Linked DNA regions of Homo sapiens: region 2 is linked to region 1. Evidence: chromatin loops called from intact Hi-C (ENCODE). Cell type or tissue: PC-3. All regions are shown on one strand. Links, peaks and the distances in the headings refer to the core of each region. The heading gives the core; the rest is flanking DNA.

Region 1 (7,982 bases), core at 1,360-6,359:
GGGCGACAGTTCCAATCCTGGCCAGACGGAGAGACTGCAGGAGTTTAGCCAGAAGATGGACCAGATCATCGAAGGTAACATGAAGACCGACTTTATTATGGATGATTCAGCAGGAAACAGTTACTTGCAGAATGTGTATGCAACTGAAGATGATCCTGAGATGAAGGCGGAGCATTATAAGCACACCTTTGACTAAAATGAGGAGCTAGAGCTCAATGACATGAAGACAGAGGGCTATGAGGCAGGCCTGGCTCCACAACGGTAGCAGTGGGTGGGTCAAGGGCCAGCTCTCCAGCGCTGCTCATTCTGCAGGTTATTTATTAGTATTGGAAGAAGGCTGGGAGTGTCTTGCCCACCAGCCCTTGCCCATGGTGGGGAGGACATCTTGTCTGAGTCAGAGATCTAGGCACATTTTCTAAACAGCTTGTAATGCAAGTGTGAGCCTATTGTGTTACTTGACCTTATTTTGAGGCTTTGAATTGGCCTAGGAAGAAACCCAGAAATGAACCAGGGGTATGTCATTATCACTTTTTTCATATCAAGTCTTTACCCTCCCTCCACATAATGCTCTGTCCTCTAAGGTTGGAACTCTGAAGTTGGAGAAAGTGGAATAAAATTACACCTGGAAAATGAAATAAAATATTCTGGTATCAGCATTTAGCTAAATAGATCAATGGGGCAAATTTTCTGAAAAAGTTAGAAACACACATAAGTAGGAACTTAGGATATAAGAGGTGACACTGCAAATCAGCAGGGAAAGGATGACTATTCAATAAATGGCACTGTGACTATTGGCTAATAATATTTTCTAAGAGAAAAATTAGATTCGTACCTCACTGTGTGAACAAAAATAAATTTCAGATGTGTTAAGGAAAAGCAGTAAACATTTAGACAGAACTACAGGAAAATATTTCAATGACATCCAAGGAGGGTAGGGTTTCTTAAACAATACAAAACCAAAAATTATCATGGAAAAGTGAGAAGTTGAAGTAGATAATTTTTTTAAACTTCTTAATGACAAATGGCACTAACAGCAAAGCAAGAAGACAAACACAGACTTGGAGAAAATAGTTATATCCCACATTTCCAACCAAAGATTACTATCCAAAATGTACAACTAGTTCCTACAAATAAGCAAGAAAAAGAGCAACAACCGAACATCAAAAAAGCTTAAGGATGTTAACAAGCAATCGGCAAAAGAGGACATTTAATGGTCTATAGACGCATGAAAATGTGCTCGCCTTTATTAGTAGTCAAGGAGATGCAAATTAAAACAAATAGATACTATTTCATGCCTATTAGAGTGGGAATTTCTTGAAAAAACTCTGACAATACCAAAAGTTGATGAGAATGGAGAAATGGATACTTACATCCACTGCTAGTGGGCATGTAAAAATGACAGACCCACTGTAGAGAGCGATTTGGCAACACCTGGTAAAGTTAATGCATAACCTATGACCAAAAATTCTGCCACTATATGTCTAGAAGTTCCCAAGAGACACGTGGGTCCAAGGAGATATGAACAAAAGCACATTCTTTCAGCACTCTGGGTAATAGCTTAAAAGTGGAAACAAGCTACCTGACCTTCAGGAGCAAAATGGGCAAATCAAATGTGGATTATTCATGCAATGCAATGCTGCACAGCCATTAAAATGAGTGAACTAGATCCTTATCACCTACATGGATACATCTAAAATGTGTAATGATAAACTAGAAAGATGCAACATAAATATTTATACAATATAATTTACATAAAATGTAAAGTACATGAAACGATAGTATATATAATTTACTAATATACGTTAAAGATACTCAGATCTTCCTGGTTATGGTTCACATATATGAAGGGGGGAGAGAGAGGCCTCCTAAACCAGGTGTCCGAATATTACAACATCTAGAAAGACTCTTGAACTTACACTTCATAAAAGATAAAAGGAGTGTTTTTTTAAAGAGCAACTGAGCTACTAATGAGAATTTGGCACTATTTATGTTTTTATGTATAAAGAACCCTAAAGGACATTCGATGGATTCTGGTATCGGTTGCCAGTTCTTCTTCACTTAGGAACTGATGCTACTAACCCTTAGTTGGTGGGGCTAAGAGAACAGTTCTGGCCTAGCTCCTGTCTCCTACAGGTCCTTCAGGAGCAAAATGGGCAAACAAAATGTGGATTATACATAGAGTGCAACACTGGGTTATTCTCCCTCACCCAGCCTACTAGTCTGCCCAGAAAATCCCCATCCTGCTTCTGTTGGATTCTTTCCTGTGTTTCCTTTGCCACTTGCTGAAAGTACAGTACCATTCTAGCATCCCAAGTTTTACTTGCTGATTTCTGTTGAAGACTCTACAGCCCAACTCTGCCTTTCTGATGGGTCTGGAAGGCAGTGTGCCTATTCAGTACATGTGCCTATTCAGGGGAGATGCCTCCCTGGACAGGGTTAGCTTTTCTCTAGGTGCTACAATGCTGGGCAGAGGACCTTAAATCTCCTTTGGTTTGGAGTGACAGAACCATAATCCTTCCTGAGCTCCTTTTTTAAACACTCATACATACACACATGCTTTCATATACATGCACATGTACACACACTCAGACAAAAAAATGCACACACAAATACCTACACCACTCCCTTCTCTGCAACAGGAGTCGGGACTGCTTGGTTACTCTAAATCCAGTATCGTATAGGTGTTGTGTGGCAGATCTGATTTTATAATGGAAGACAATGGGAATAATAGGATTTGCTATTCACGAACACATAGATCTCAAATATCAAAGGACAACTGTATGATACCATTGGAACCATTATAACACAGTAGCCGTCTCCCACTTGCCAAGCTCAAAGCATATAACTTTTCTTTTTCACGTTGGGAGCAGAGGTGATTGAATTATACTCCTCAGTTCTTATCCCATTACCGTGACTGTATGTGAGGTCCCTCTCTAGTTTTACAACTGTGCTTCCTTTTATATTCCCCTTTGTGTCTGATTCCACTTTCATTTCCCTTGCCCCCACCCACAGGCATCTGCTGGAATGGGTTTGATATTTGCCCAATTGTTATTTATCCTGTTGCTTTTCTACTGGGACGGCACGGCAAGAGGATGTTTATCTCTGATTCATTATGCTGATTCATTTTTGTTAAGCAGCCACACAATTTCAGGTATAGTGCTGGAGTGGATCCCACTGTGGAACCTAGCAGCCAAACTGAACTGAACATCTGTTTAATTTAAATGGTGGGTCCTGGGGTGTCAGTTCCATTATTTTGTTTGTATTACAAAACTTGGCTTACAAGATCACACTCTTGTTTAAAAAAAAAAAAAAGTGTCCTTTAAATTGGGAAAATGCTCATCTGTCCTGAATGAGTTAAGAGTGCTTCTGCCTGCAAGCAGAGTGTGCGGTGACTCACTGTCCCATGAAGACGCCTTCCCTTCTACCTTAAGACTGCGTCTGTCCCGCAGAACGCCACGTGCGGGCGTCCCTGGAACCTGGCCCATAGGTGGCAGTCTCCCTTCATCGTTCCCGGACTACGAACCTCCGAAGGGCAGCCTGAGAAAGCAGTTGCTTTTGCTTTTTCTTCGGGTTTCCTAATATTTAATGTTCCCTCCACTCACCTTCCCCCTCCATCCCACAGAGAGTGTAGAGATTGCATCCCTGGAGGCTAGCAAACGACAAAAGAAACTTCGTCTGGAACCAGTCAAAGTCGGGAGACCTGCGTTGTGCCGACTCTCGATGCGATTGTTTTGGAATTTTGCTGAAGCTCTCTTGCAGAATTGCTCTGTAAATGGCAAGAAGAAATGCCTTTCACTATAAACAGAAAATAAAGCTTTCACAAGTTGTCATATTTTTAAAAAGCAATCATGCGGATGCAAGTTTTTATCCCCTCTGTTTAGTCTTGCCTCCCCTCCTTGCCAACACACCCCCACAGAATTTGGGATGAATCTTTGCGAGTGAAGTAAAAGTAGGCATTCTCTCCAACATGTGCCCCTCCCCCAGCCCTTCACAGAGCCTATTCAACAAGATATCGAACAGTCATAGGCAGAGACGAGTGTGCGTGTGCATATGAGTGTGCATGTGTGTGCGCGTGTGTGTGTGCGAGTGTGTGTGTATGCAGAGAATACTAGATGGAGAGTCAAAGGGAAACCAAGAGATCCAGAAAAGGGGCACCACCTTCTCACCTTCCTTCCACCCCACTCCTCCTCACCCAAGGAGGGAAGCCAGGTAGAGCGCTCACCCAGCCCCAGGCCCTTTTGGGCGAGCCTGCCCAGTGGGTTTCTAATCAGCCAACACTTTGGGCCGGCCTCCACTGTTTATGGAGCCAAAGGGACTTTAAATCATTAGCCGGTGTCAAAATGCTTGAGGAATGTGCTTGCCTAGGAAGCCACATGGAGTGGTTCATCAGCATTTGTAAAAACCGCCTTGGCAAAAAGATGTTGAACCCAGCACTGGGGGCGGATTGTGTGTATTTCAGTTGAATTAGCAAACAGAATACCTTTTAAATCTTAGCAACACCTGGTTCTGAAAAGGACACCCACTAAAGAAAGGGCTGCCTTGTCTGTGCTGGAAGAGGCTTTCCCTGGCTCAAGGTGCTTCTCCTCTCCAGATCAGAGACCTCATTAGATGCTTGGTCCCTCTTCCTTCCTAAGATGTGCAGAGGCCCGGGAGATTTTCACCTGGACTTTGGGACACAGCCAACACAGGATGTCCTGAGTTACAGCAAGCATTTCTGAATGGAGGTAGCCATTGGTCAGCCTGCTCTAAAGAAGGCCAAGTTCATGTTCCCCCCAAAGGACTAGACCCCGGGGTAGGTGGGGGTTTAGGGGCAGGGGTGAAGAGGGTGTGGGAGGTGGTGAAGGGGAGGGGGTAGAGGAGGGGGTGGGTGGAGAGGGCAGGCATGGAGTGGGTGGAGGGCGCCTGGCAGAAGCCTGGTTCAAGCACGAGCAGAGCCTCCCTGGCCACGGCAGGTGGGCCCCTGACACACAGAAGTCTTCTTCAGAACAGACTTATTGCCTTAGCTGTTTGGCCACTCTCCTGCACACACCTGGAATCACTGGGCATGTCTCTGAGGAACTAAAGCTGATCTCTCCTTGGTAGGCTGACCTCAGCGGAAGAGCTGAGGATACGCCACCTTTTCTCTCTTTAGGCCCTTTCCCTTGAAAAGCTCTGTGAATTAGGATTTTCTCTTCTCAAAGGAAAAATAAAACAGCTTAAAAGCACCATCAAGTCCTCAAAATTCTTTTTTTTTTTTTTGAAATAGTCTTACTCTGTCGCCCAGGCTGGAGTGCAGTGGCACAATCTTGGCTCACTGCAACCTCCACCTCCTGGGCTCAAGGGATTCTCCTGCTTCAGCCTCCCAAGTTGCTGGGATTACAGGTGTGCACCACCAAGCCCAGCTAATTTTGCATTTTTAGTAGAGACGGGGTTTCACCATGTTGGCCAGGCTGGTCTCGAACTCCTGACCTCAAGTGTCCCACCCACCTCAGCTTCCCAAAGTGCTGAGATTAGAGGCATGAGCCACCACGCCTGGCCAGGTTCTCAAAATCTATAAAATAAAGCCTCAGGGGGTTATTTAAATTCTGCTAGAACAGGGGCCCAGCAGACCTTCCTGCTTTGTCTCCCACATCTGCTATTAGACACCACTACGTTCCAGCCCAGCCCTCGGCTCCTCTCATCCCACCCTGCTCGCGGAGATCCTTCTCCCCCAGATCTGTTTCAAATCTCACTGCTTCCATGAACCTGATCCCTCCAGAGTCAGCTACCCAGCCCCACTCTTGCTCTCGTGGGCACCCAGACGTCCCATGGTACCTGAGTGTGCACAGCCTCATGGTTCAGCTGCTGTGCCCGGCCTGCTGTTTTCCTCCAGGACTTGTATGCTTCCTGTGAGCACCCTCCAGCTCTCAGTGTATTTCCCCTAATACTCAGCACTGCATCTCCCAGTCGGCAAAGCTTAACCATTGTTGGTGAGATTTGAAATCAAACCATGTTAGCATATGAAAATAAATACAAGTATCAGGCTTCATCTGACTCCATTCAATGTAAGAGGCACCATTCATTCACTTCTAAAAGAAGAAAATTAGTAATGTAAAACTAGAAATGAATTAGCTAATGAGCAGAGGGACAAAGAATGTTCAGCCTCTCTAGAATGCAAAGACTTCGGAATTGTTTGTGAAAATAAGGAAATGCCAAATTTGACAAATCAAATTAACAAATTTAGAGGAAATTACATTGGTCACCACTGCCAGAGTCACAGTGAGACATGCACTCTGGGGACTGCCAGCAATGCAAATGAGAACAGCACTTCTCCAAAAATTTTATAAAATGTCTCAAGAGTCTTAAAAATTTTTAATTACATATGTGGCTCACATTCCGTTCTATTGAACAATGCTGTATTAGACAACTGCATTTTTTGTAAAAGACAAAGAAAGCTGCCAGGTGATGTTATTTCTGGTTCTAGAATTATGAGTGATTTTAGTTTTGTTCTTTTTTTAGTTTTTGTTTTTTTGATACATGGTCTCACTCTGTCACCCTGGCTGGAGTGCTGAGGCACAATCTCAGCTCACTGCACCCTTGACCTTCTGGTTCAAGAGATCCTCCCACCAAAGCCTCCTGAGTAGCTGGGACTATGGGAGGCACGTGCCACCACACCTGGCTCATTTTTTGATCTTTTGTGGAAACAGGATCTTGTTATGTTGCCCAGGCTGGTCTTGAACTCCTGAGCTCAAGCAATTCTCCTGCCTCAGCCTCCCAAAGTGCTGGGATTACAGGCGTGAGCCACCACCTGGCCTGGTTTTGTACTTTACACTCTTCTGCACACTGTTTTCTCAATAAGCATTTATTTCTAATATTTCACATCTTTTGTGGAGCCTTCCCCAAACTCCAACTGGTGTCAGATGCATCATGACTTTCTACACTTTTTCTCTGCAGCATTCACTAGAGTTGGAAGTTATATGCTGGCTGATCGTTTGATTCATTTCTGCCTGCTCAGCAGATCCTCAAGTCCATGAATCTGGGACCCAGGTCTGTTTTATTCACTTTTGTGTCCCCAGCACTTAGCTCAGTACATAACATGTGGTAAGTATTTAATAAAGACTGGTTAAATGAATGGATGAATAAATGATTAAAGAAAAAAGTTACTTCCTAGAATCAGAAGAATCCAAGTCACTGTAACTATAAAATCAAGGAAGTCATCACATAAGAGCAATATTTGCAAACTTCAGTGAAGAGGTGATCAGCACAGATTTTGGAGGGGCCACAGCCATGAGATCTGCTGCAGGGAGTGCAGCTGATCGAGGGCCCCAGCTGCTGTGCTCTGAATCCATCAACACATCTGAGGCTGCGCTTCCCAGGGGCTGCCCTCAGCCAACCTCTCAGTGTAGCAGGAATAGGAAGGCACGCCTTCTCCTGGGAGAGGTGGGACTTCTGATGGGCAATTTTGGCTCAAGGACGTTCACTGACCTTGTCCAAATTTCCTTCCCTCTCTCCTGTCTTCTCCAGGGTCAGACCTTCATCACACTCTGAGCGTCCTCCCCATCGCCTCTGGCTCCATCCCCATTTTCCATTACAGGTGTGTTCCCCAATAAATTACTTGCATCTCAGAGGACACAAATAACACAAAGAAGGGCATTGCTTCCAAAATTTAAATATATATTATCTACTTTTAAAAATGGCCAATACATGCACATTGTAGAAAATTTGAACAGCAAAAAGTTTTTGAAGTGGATATACTATAAAAGGAAAGTTGTTTTTTTTTTTTTTTTTTTTTTTTGAGACAGAGTCTCGCTCTGTCGCTCAGTCTGGAGTGCAGTGGCACAATCTTGGCTCACTGCAACCTCCACCTCCTGGGTTCAAGTGATTCTTCTGCCTCAGCCCCCCGAGTAGCTTGGACTACAGGCACGTGCCACCATGGCCAGCTAATTTTTGTACTTTTATTAGAGACAGGGTCTCACCGTGTTGGCCAGGCTGGTCTCGAACTCCTAACCTCAGGTGATCCGCTC
Region 2 (7,982 bases), core at 1,064-6,063, 110 kb after region 1:
ATTAAAAACGAGATGTGTGAATCACCACTTTCCCTTTCTGCAGATTGGGGTTGGGGTCACCTGTGAAGCTATGTTCTACAGCTTCCGCTGAGGTCCCCCAGGCAATGCCCTCCCAGGGAGGCCTGCTCAGGAAACCACCTTGGTGCTTATAGGCTGAATTGGTAGAGGATTTGGCCCAGGTATAGAGGCAACTCTTGCAGAGGACAAATTTAATACAGAAACTCCCACTCCAGAGAACAGAAAGGCCTTTGGTTTCCTCTGTGACAGAAGGAAAACAGATTGTAAAACACTGAAAATATAGAAGATAAATGTTGAACAGAAATACAATTAACCTTCTCAGAGGAACACCAGAATCACCATTTACAATGAAAACTGGGGTAATAAAAATAATCAAAAGGAAAGCAGCAGCTCATCTGTCTTAGATTTTTAATGGCTCTCCTGTGGCTCAATGTTTGTACATGCTTATCTGATTCAATCAAGGACAGAAAGAGTAGAGGGAGCATATTAAGTGATGAAACCCAGCTACTGAGCTGGGAAAGTCAATGATACTTAGCTTGGGTACAAGTTTCATGGGTTTTAAGAAAGCTCATGTCATTCTTAAATAGTTTAAAGTATGACATTTTAGTTATACGGTTATTTAGTTAACCGTGAGATTTATGTGTATGTGTCGATGCTCTTCTAGTTTAAAAACACATCGGATTAAGGGGCCAGGCATGGCGGCTCATGCCTGTAGTCTCAGCACTTTGGGAGGCTGAGGGGGGCGGTCCCTTGAGACCAGGAGTTGGAGACCACCCTGGGCAACATGGCAAAACCCCGTCCCTACCAAAAATACAAAAACTAGTCTCATAACCCGGTCTCAAAATAAATAAATAAAATTTTAAAATGCTGTAAGAAAACACATCAGATTAAGCAAAACTTTTGAAAAGAAAATGAAGCTACAGCTGATGGAATTGTAGTTTACTCTGCAAGTACTAGGCAATATGCCAATTAACAATAAATACAAAGATGCTGTTCTGTCCCATCAGTGACTTTCATTAATAAGGGAAGACGCCCTCTCTCCCCTCCCTGCCCAATAAACAAGTTTGAAATCAATTGCTGATACAAAGAAAATGAAATGGGGAGACCAAATAAATGATGAGGTCCATTCTAAAAATATCTACGGATGCTGTCATCTGGTCTCTGGTGAGAGCAAGTCCCTCTATAATCTTGGCATCTGTAGGGAAGACAAGTTTCTGCCTAATTATCACCATAAATCACATGATACTCTAAGAAAGGGAAATGCCTCCAAAAACTACACAAAACATAACAACCCCAATCAACTTTAATCTGGGAATAAAACATAAATGTTCCTACTGCTGTCCTCCCACAACTTAATCCACTGTGAAACATTTTTCAGTAGTGTTTTTATCTTCTGGGCAGAGAAGAACAGAACAGGACCCTAATACTAAATAGGACATGGAAGGAAAAAGAGATCATAAGTTGAAACCTTCACATTCACAAATCCATGAAGGTTATCAACTGTTTTCCTAGTTAGACAGAACTAGATGATTTGAGGAAAGTTTGCCCCACAAGCAAAAATAAAGTGAAACACCACTTTCCTCACTCTTTAAAAAGAAAGATAATTTTAGCCAAACTTTCAACCCCTAGAGCAAGCTGGGGACTAAATATGGAACACTTAGGAGAGATAAGGAATTGATATTAATGCAATCTGACAAGGAAGTCTCACATGGACTCCAGGAAGACAGGGTGTAAAACACAAGCTTGACTTGTGTAAAGGCTGCCTTGCACTGCCTCCCAGTAATTCCTGGGCTTGGTCAAGGCAGCAGGTGAACCAGTCTGGGAAGGCTGGTGACAAGGTCCTCCAGAGTCTTCGCCTCCAGGACACCTCAGAGCCTAGACCTGGAGTGGACTGCCCTTCCAGCCAGCCTTTGTGCTGTGCTGATAAAACCCAAGGGAGACACAGGGAGAGAGGTAGCCATCCTCATACTTCATAGCTGAGGGACAAAGGGCTGGGGGCCACCTGCTGGGAGGCACCAGCTTTTCTGTTGCTTAAATTTAGCGATTATTAATGGCTAAAATAAGTTTAAGAATGCCCTATCTTAAACTATCTGATCTATCCCTATCAGAGATAGGGACAGATAAATCCCTATCTCTGACTTTATGTTGAGGCAGGGATTATGTTAACCAATATTTTTCACATATCCAGAGTCGACTATGAATACTAATGTGGCAGAAATATGACAGGTATTGATTTACTGTCAATAGCAAAGTTGCAGAGATTTAGTATTTTCTTAAGATTCTCAGATTTGCAAACCACGTATAATAGTATGTACACTTTTAGATTATGTTCTTTTTAAAGGCCCAGTTTTTAGGCAAAAAGCCTTTAAAGGGTGTCTGGATCCTCTCTGAATTCATGGTTATTTAACTTTATTATAATATCCAAAACCCTTAGCTGGTAAAGGCCTGTGGGATCAGGTTCCACTGTCCTCATCCATGCTTTAAGGCCCACTACTGCTTCTGGGAACAAACCCTCCGCTTGTCCGATGGGTCAGGTTCAAAGACACTTTGCCTGGACGGCTCTTCTTACCACCCAGCAAATCACCTACATGTTCAGATGGCTCCTGCAGCCCCACCTTCCCTACGCTATCCTTGACTCAATTCTTAAGTCACTCACCTAGTATCTAATCATAATGTGCCTGAAATGGCAACTTTTTCAGGGACTTTGAGCTCCTAACATGTTGAACTCCTTGAAAGCTAAGCAAAGTCTTCAAATCAAATCAAACACTTATGGAGCACCTACTACTTTAAGAGCACTGTCTGGTATCTTCCCTCGTGCAGCACATATTCCAGTGAAAGAAACAACAGTTTTCTTGATGTCCCAAGGAACCTGGTAAGTTGAAAGTACTAAATGGATGCACTATAAATGTTGGCTGAATCAATCAAAGAACCATCCTCCTGGAAGAACCCTCTCTTCCTCTTTGCCAACTCAAACACTCAGCATCCTTTCATTGCAACTGCTTCCATGACCTACTCATATTTGCCAAGAGTTAGTCTGAGTCCAGGCAGAACCTACTGCCTGGTGGGATATGACCTAGGATTTGCAGTACTTTATGTGAAAAGGATGGTTTCCAATCATTCAATTTCTAAAACTCCTATTTCTTACAGATGAAATCAATACAAGGCACGATTTTAACATTCAACTAATTCTCAAGTATTTAATAAAAGGTTTATCTTCTCCTATCCTTTCTGTACATCCCACCATAGATATCCTTACCACCAGCCCCCAAATTAAGAGTCTTGCTACTCTAAGTTTCAAGCTGCTGTCAATAAAGTGATTCACCTTTTAAAAACAATAGGGAATTGTAGTACAGGAGGAAATGTTCAGTCATCAAACATGACCTGCATATCACAATGTTTATGTTTGCTGGGTGTGACCCTATCCTGTATGACTCTTCACTGCATTTACTGGGGTGTGTGTATGTGGGGGGCGGGGCAGGGATGAATGATAGGAGTGTGCAGGCTGGGATGCCCTAGATCCCTGGAGGGTGGGTGGAAATGCAGGTGTAATTGCCAGTCCATCTCAGGGTTTAGCTACCAAATACTGAAGGGAGGATCTCTAAAGCGCTCTTTTCCTGCTTTAGATACACAGGATTCTGAGAGACAATCTAATTTTTCCAAGTGATTCTGAAACTGAAAACACAGAATCAGCTAGTTGAGTTCTACAAATAGTCCAAACCACCTGTAAGGTATGACCAGGACACACAGGTGACACAGATGGTGGCCATGTAACAACCATCACACCAGTGCCACAGAGGAACTGAGAGGAACTCCAGGGTGGCTCCACAACTGAGGGAGACAAAGGAGTGCCCTGGCCAGGTGTGCAGATTCCGGTAGTGAGGGGAATCTGCGTGTGTGGCCCCGGTGGCCCTCTTCTTACAGCTTGGCCTGCACCTGCACCTTGGTGTAAGTGCCGGCTGGGGCTGCCTCCCATGGGGCACCCCACTCCAGCCAGCAGGGCAGTCTGAGTAGAACCTGACGAGTGGGGCAGGGAGTGCTTTGGCTTTTGTTACTCGGTGGGCAGGCAGCATTTTCAGGTAAACATTAGGGTCACCTTCCAACAGGTCTATCAGTCAAGACACTTTCTGATTACTTATAACTACGTTGGGCGGTATTGCTGTCTGATCTTTTTTGAACATACAAATGACCAATGAAAGCCCCAATTAATTACAGTGGCATATACAGAAATGAAGGCCTACTGGAAATTAACTGAAAATTTCGACCTCAGAATTCTTGGACTTCTACCTCTGGCCTTCTCTTCTTAGTCACTGATTTCCCCTGAAGAATCAAGTCAAACACTCCACACAAACAGAAACACATTTAAAAAAAAAGGAAACAAAAAAATCCCACAACCTTATGGCTCAGACTTCTTGCATCAGAGACAAAGCAGGAAAAGAAGAGGGAAGGGAGACGGAGAGAAAGAAGAAGAAAGAGGATGAGAGAGGAAGAGACAGGGAGAGGGAGAGGGAGGGAGAGAGAGGAGACGTACTGACATCCAAACCTTCAATCAAACCAAGACTGTCAATTACAGTTTTAGCCTTCAGAAACACTGGAATTACCCTCTGAGACTTCGTGACTAAGTGATACTATTCTTTAATAAACGAATGCCATGGATTTTAGCAAAAAATAGGTTATTAAAAAACAAAGCCGACCTAAAATTACAAACTAAGGTCCACATCTATTACTGAGCAGGAAAGACACAAAAGACCTGCATCCCAGTGTCCAGTGGCTCTACAGGGCGATGTATTTTAGTCCCTGGCCTGGCTGCTGCTTATTTAGAAGCGCTTAGAGAAGAACAGCCTATTTTTTTTCTGGGTTTTCACTCAACTTAGAATTCGAAGAGATGTTAAGGGTACAGTGACTGTCTTTTCTGAACCTCAAATTGTATCACAGTAACTAATAAGCGATAAACCACCAGCTCTGGGGAGACCCAAGGCCAGACTACTGCCAACACCATGCTATCATGTGCCAGTCTTTCTGCTCCAAGACAGCCCTAAGAGGGACTGCAATGGCTCTTTATCTCTCTGAGTGGCTTGGGATGACCGGCATTGGGAAGACAAAGATGGCATTGCCAGGTTCCTCCCAACAGCAGGAGAGGCTCAGGCTTGAGGCTCTAAGGCAGCTGAAAAGAGCAGGGTGGGGCATCTCCTTCAGCAGGACTTGCTGCTAGCCCCTGTGGACACCGATGGGTACCCATGCTAAGCAGAGCTGAAGCCAGACAGCTGGGACTTCTCAGGCGATCCTTTAAAGATGCTAATGGAGCACTTTGGATACCACAAACAGCTCTCCTCAACACCATTTGTAGCATTAGTTTCGTTTAACAGCCCCTTTAATGAGCACCCCCAAACTGGCAGGCAGAACTTCTAAGGGACATTGACTCTGGAAATAAAAGTTCTCACACCAACAGGTAACTGTGATCCCTTTTTAATGAAAAACCCAGGGGAATCTAGTTCACTGAGGAAAACAGTCACTCTTTCTGCCCATAGTTTAAGACTGGCGTGGCTGCTTCTGGCTTCCACTATTAACCTCTGGAGCTGTTTTAAATCACAATAAACATTAAATAACATGTTTAAAAAGGTGTCAAAAGACATTAGCCCATATCAGAGGTAGTCCTTCTAGGAGCTCTGTGAGGCAAGTTTTAATTTTAACCTCATTTTATAAATAAGCAAACTGAAACTGAGAGATGAGGGACTTGACTGCAGGACACACAGCCATGAAAAAGGCAGCCTTCTGCTGCAAGTCCCACAGCTCCTCTGCCATCCCACAGGATCTCACTTAACTTGGAGTGGGCTGCAGGGGAGGCTTTTTTAATCCACAGCTCCCTCAGAGCTGAGCCCCAGGGACAGTGTGCTGAAGTGGGCGGCTCATGTCCAACCGTGATGAACTCACCAGCTCTAGAAATCAAACATAAAGTGCTCTGCAGAGCTTTTAAAAGAAACCAGCATCTGGATTCAGCCTGAACTCTGACCTGTTAGTATGGAGCTCCTCAAGTCTTAGGGTCTGTGTTTTTGTGGAATAGACCATGTGATAATGGAACAGAACCCCTGAATGCAGGGGTGTCCCAGAAAACCAGGCACATCAGGCTGCCACACCACATGCACCTCTGCTCCAACCTTGTGAGGAAGGCAGTCTTTGGCTCTACGACAAACTGTCATCGCCACTGCCACCACTTTCTCCACTAGGCCACGCATTCTTTAAGGGAGGGACCCTTTTTACCCACTTCTATCCCCTGTGCCCAGCAGGTACTCAACAGATGAACTGTGCTTAATGATTTCAGGCCTTTCTTGAGCACTTCTACCAACACGGGCCTACCACTTTGCCGGGCAGCTAGCCCATGCATGGATATGGCTGAGAAACACTAGATATATGACAAGGTCATACAAAAAACTCAGCAAGAAAGGGAGGAGAAGGGCAAAGAAGCCCTGTCTCCAAGGGGGTGCTGACTCCTTTCAGCAAAACTCTAGGACAGCATTTCTTAAGGGGGTTCCTTAGAACACTGGTGCTATGGTTTCTTGAAGAAAAAGGATTTGATTCAAGATATCAAACACATTTAGGAAACACTGCATAACATATCCTACCCTAAAAAGTTCATAATGTGTATTAACCTTTAAGGCTCTGAGAAGTTCTCTTGGAAATAATGCAATTTCTCTTTGTTTAACATGGTATTTCTTAAACTTATTTGACCACAGAATCCATTTTCCATTTCACTATCTTGAGGATCTATGACTATCTTGAGGATCTAGTATTCCGAGAAACATTTTGAGAAACATTGACTTACAGGACCTCTAAATACTAATTTGCAAAACACATTTTAAATTCATTTTAGTTTCTGAAACTTTAAACTTCAAAACAATTTGGAGGATTGGGGAAAGCAATACTTTGAAATTCAATGAACACATCAACAAAACCAGGGTGAAGCAGGTGGTGTCTCCTGCAAGGTGGAGAATCTCCATCTTGGGATGAAAGTCCAGTAAATATGTGTCTCCAAGTCAGGGAAGAGAAAGCAGTCAGCAAACATTCTCCCACTTGGCCCAAGACCAAGGAGGACCTCTAGGAGGCAATCTCTCCAGCAATGGCAAAGCGGATCCCAGAAAGCCCCCTTCTCCCATCTCCATATAGAAAGATAAGCCTGTGAGAAGCACAGGTGGCCCCTGGGGGAAGACTCTACTGATAGAAAATGTTGTTTACAAGATGCTGCTGAGCATTATGAACACTCTAAGTTATAAATAGTAATTCTGGTGATTTTCACCCTGTTTGTGTTCTACATGAGCTCTCTGGACAGAAGAGACCTTCCAGAAAGCTGTTTATAAATACAACTGCTTGAAGGAGGAGCCACTCAGGCTCTGTCTCCATGCTTAGCAGGCTGGCCAGAGGTGAAAACAGGTGCATTTTATAAAACCAACAGGCCCAGGAAGAGCAGCCTTCATGCTAAATGTCACTGCTTTCCAGGAAAAAACAGCGTATGTAGCCAGTGTACCAGCCTCTGCAAAGAAAACCCCTTTTTATGGCCATATCAATTTTCTCTCGCGCTCATCGACACTAAAAAGATCCCAACATTCTCTCCCTGAATGACAGTTCAGACTTTCGGCTTTTTTTAAAAGGTAAGAATAAAGATCCCTGAAGATGCAGAATTCTTCAGGCTAGCATACTATAACCGAAGACTATAGTCATAGGTACAAATAGCAGAATATATTCTCCAGGTAATTCATAACAGATTCATATTTATCAGATGTTACATTCCCTAAAACAGAAATATCTACATCAATAAAAAACACGATACAGTCTATATTACCTGTATTTGGTTAGAATTAGTCCTATCCCCAACATAAATTTTAAAGACATACTAGAATCACAGCATTCAAACATCAGTCAAACAAGCATCAAAGATTTACTCCTTTTGGGAAGTAGCCTACACGTAAATTCCA

The links. A loop is a pair of places that touch in the nucleus more often than their neighbours do. Peaks named below come from ENCODE experiments on the same cell type or tissue, not always from the same donor. Only the 100,000 strongest peaks of a DNase experiment are listed, where the experiment ranks them.
Region 2: a loop joins it to region 1, with 5 times the contacts of the local background. A loop is called at or near these places in 8 of 110 quality-filtered maps.

The regions. Positions count from the first base shown.
Region 1 is chr6:108,777,972-108,785,953 of GRCh38, reverse strand. It overlaps the pseudogene ZPR1P1. Among named protein-coding and RNA genes, the nearest start is that of LINC00222, 30 kb to the right of the region's middle. RefSeq lists an enhancer at 3,539-3,588. In PC-3, for the core only: a CTCF peak has its summit at 3,469 (motif pointing right); DNase peaks (open chromatin) are centred at 3,053 and 3,443; H3K4me3 peaks cover 2,117 bases; H3K27ac peaks cover 2,676 bases.
Region 2 is chr6:108,669,264-108,677,245 of GRCh38, reverse strand. All of the region lies in intron 2 of FOXO3 (forkhead box O3), which reads right to left. Among named protein-coding and RNA genes, the nearest start is that of LINC00222, 78 kb to the left of the region's middle. RefSeq lists a silencer at 3,306-3,600. In PC-3, for the core only: no CTCF peak of the experiment used is centred there; a DNase peak (open chromatin) is centred at 3,435; H3K27ac peaks cover 2,811 bases.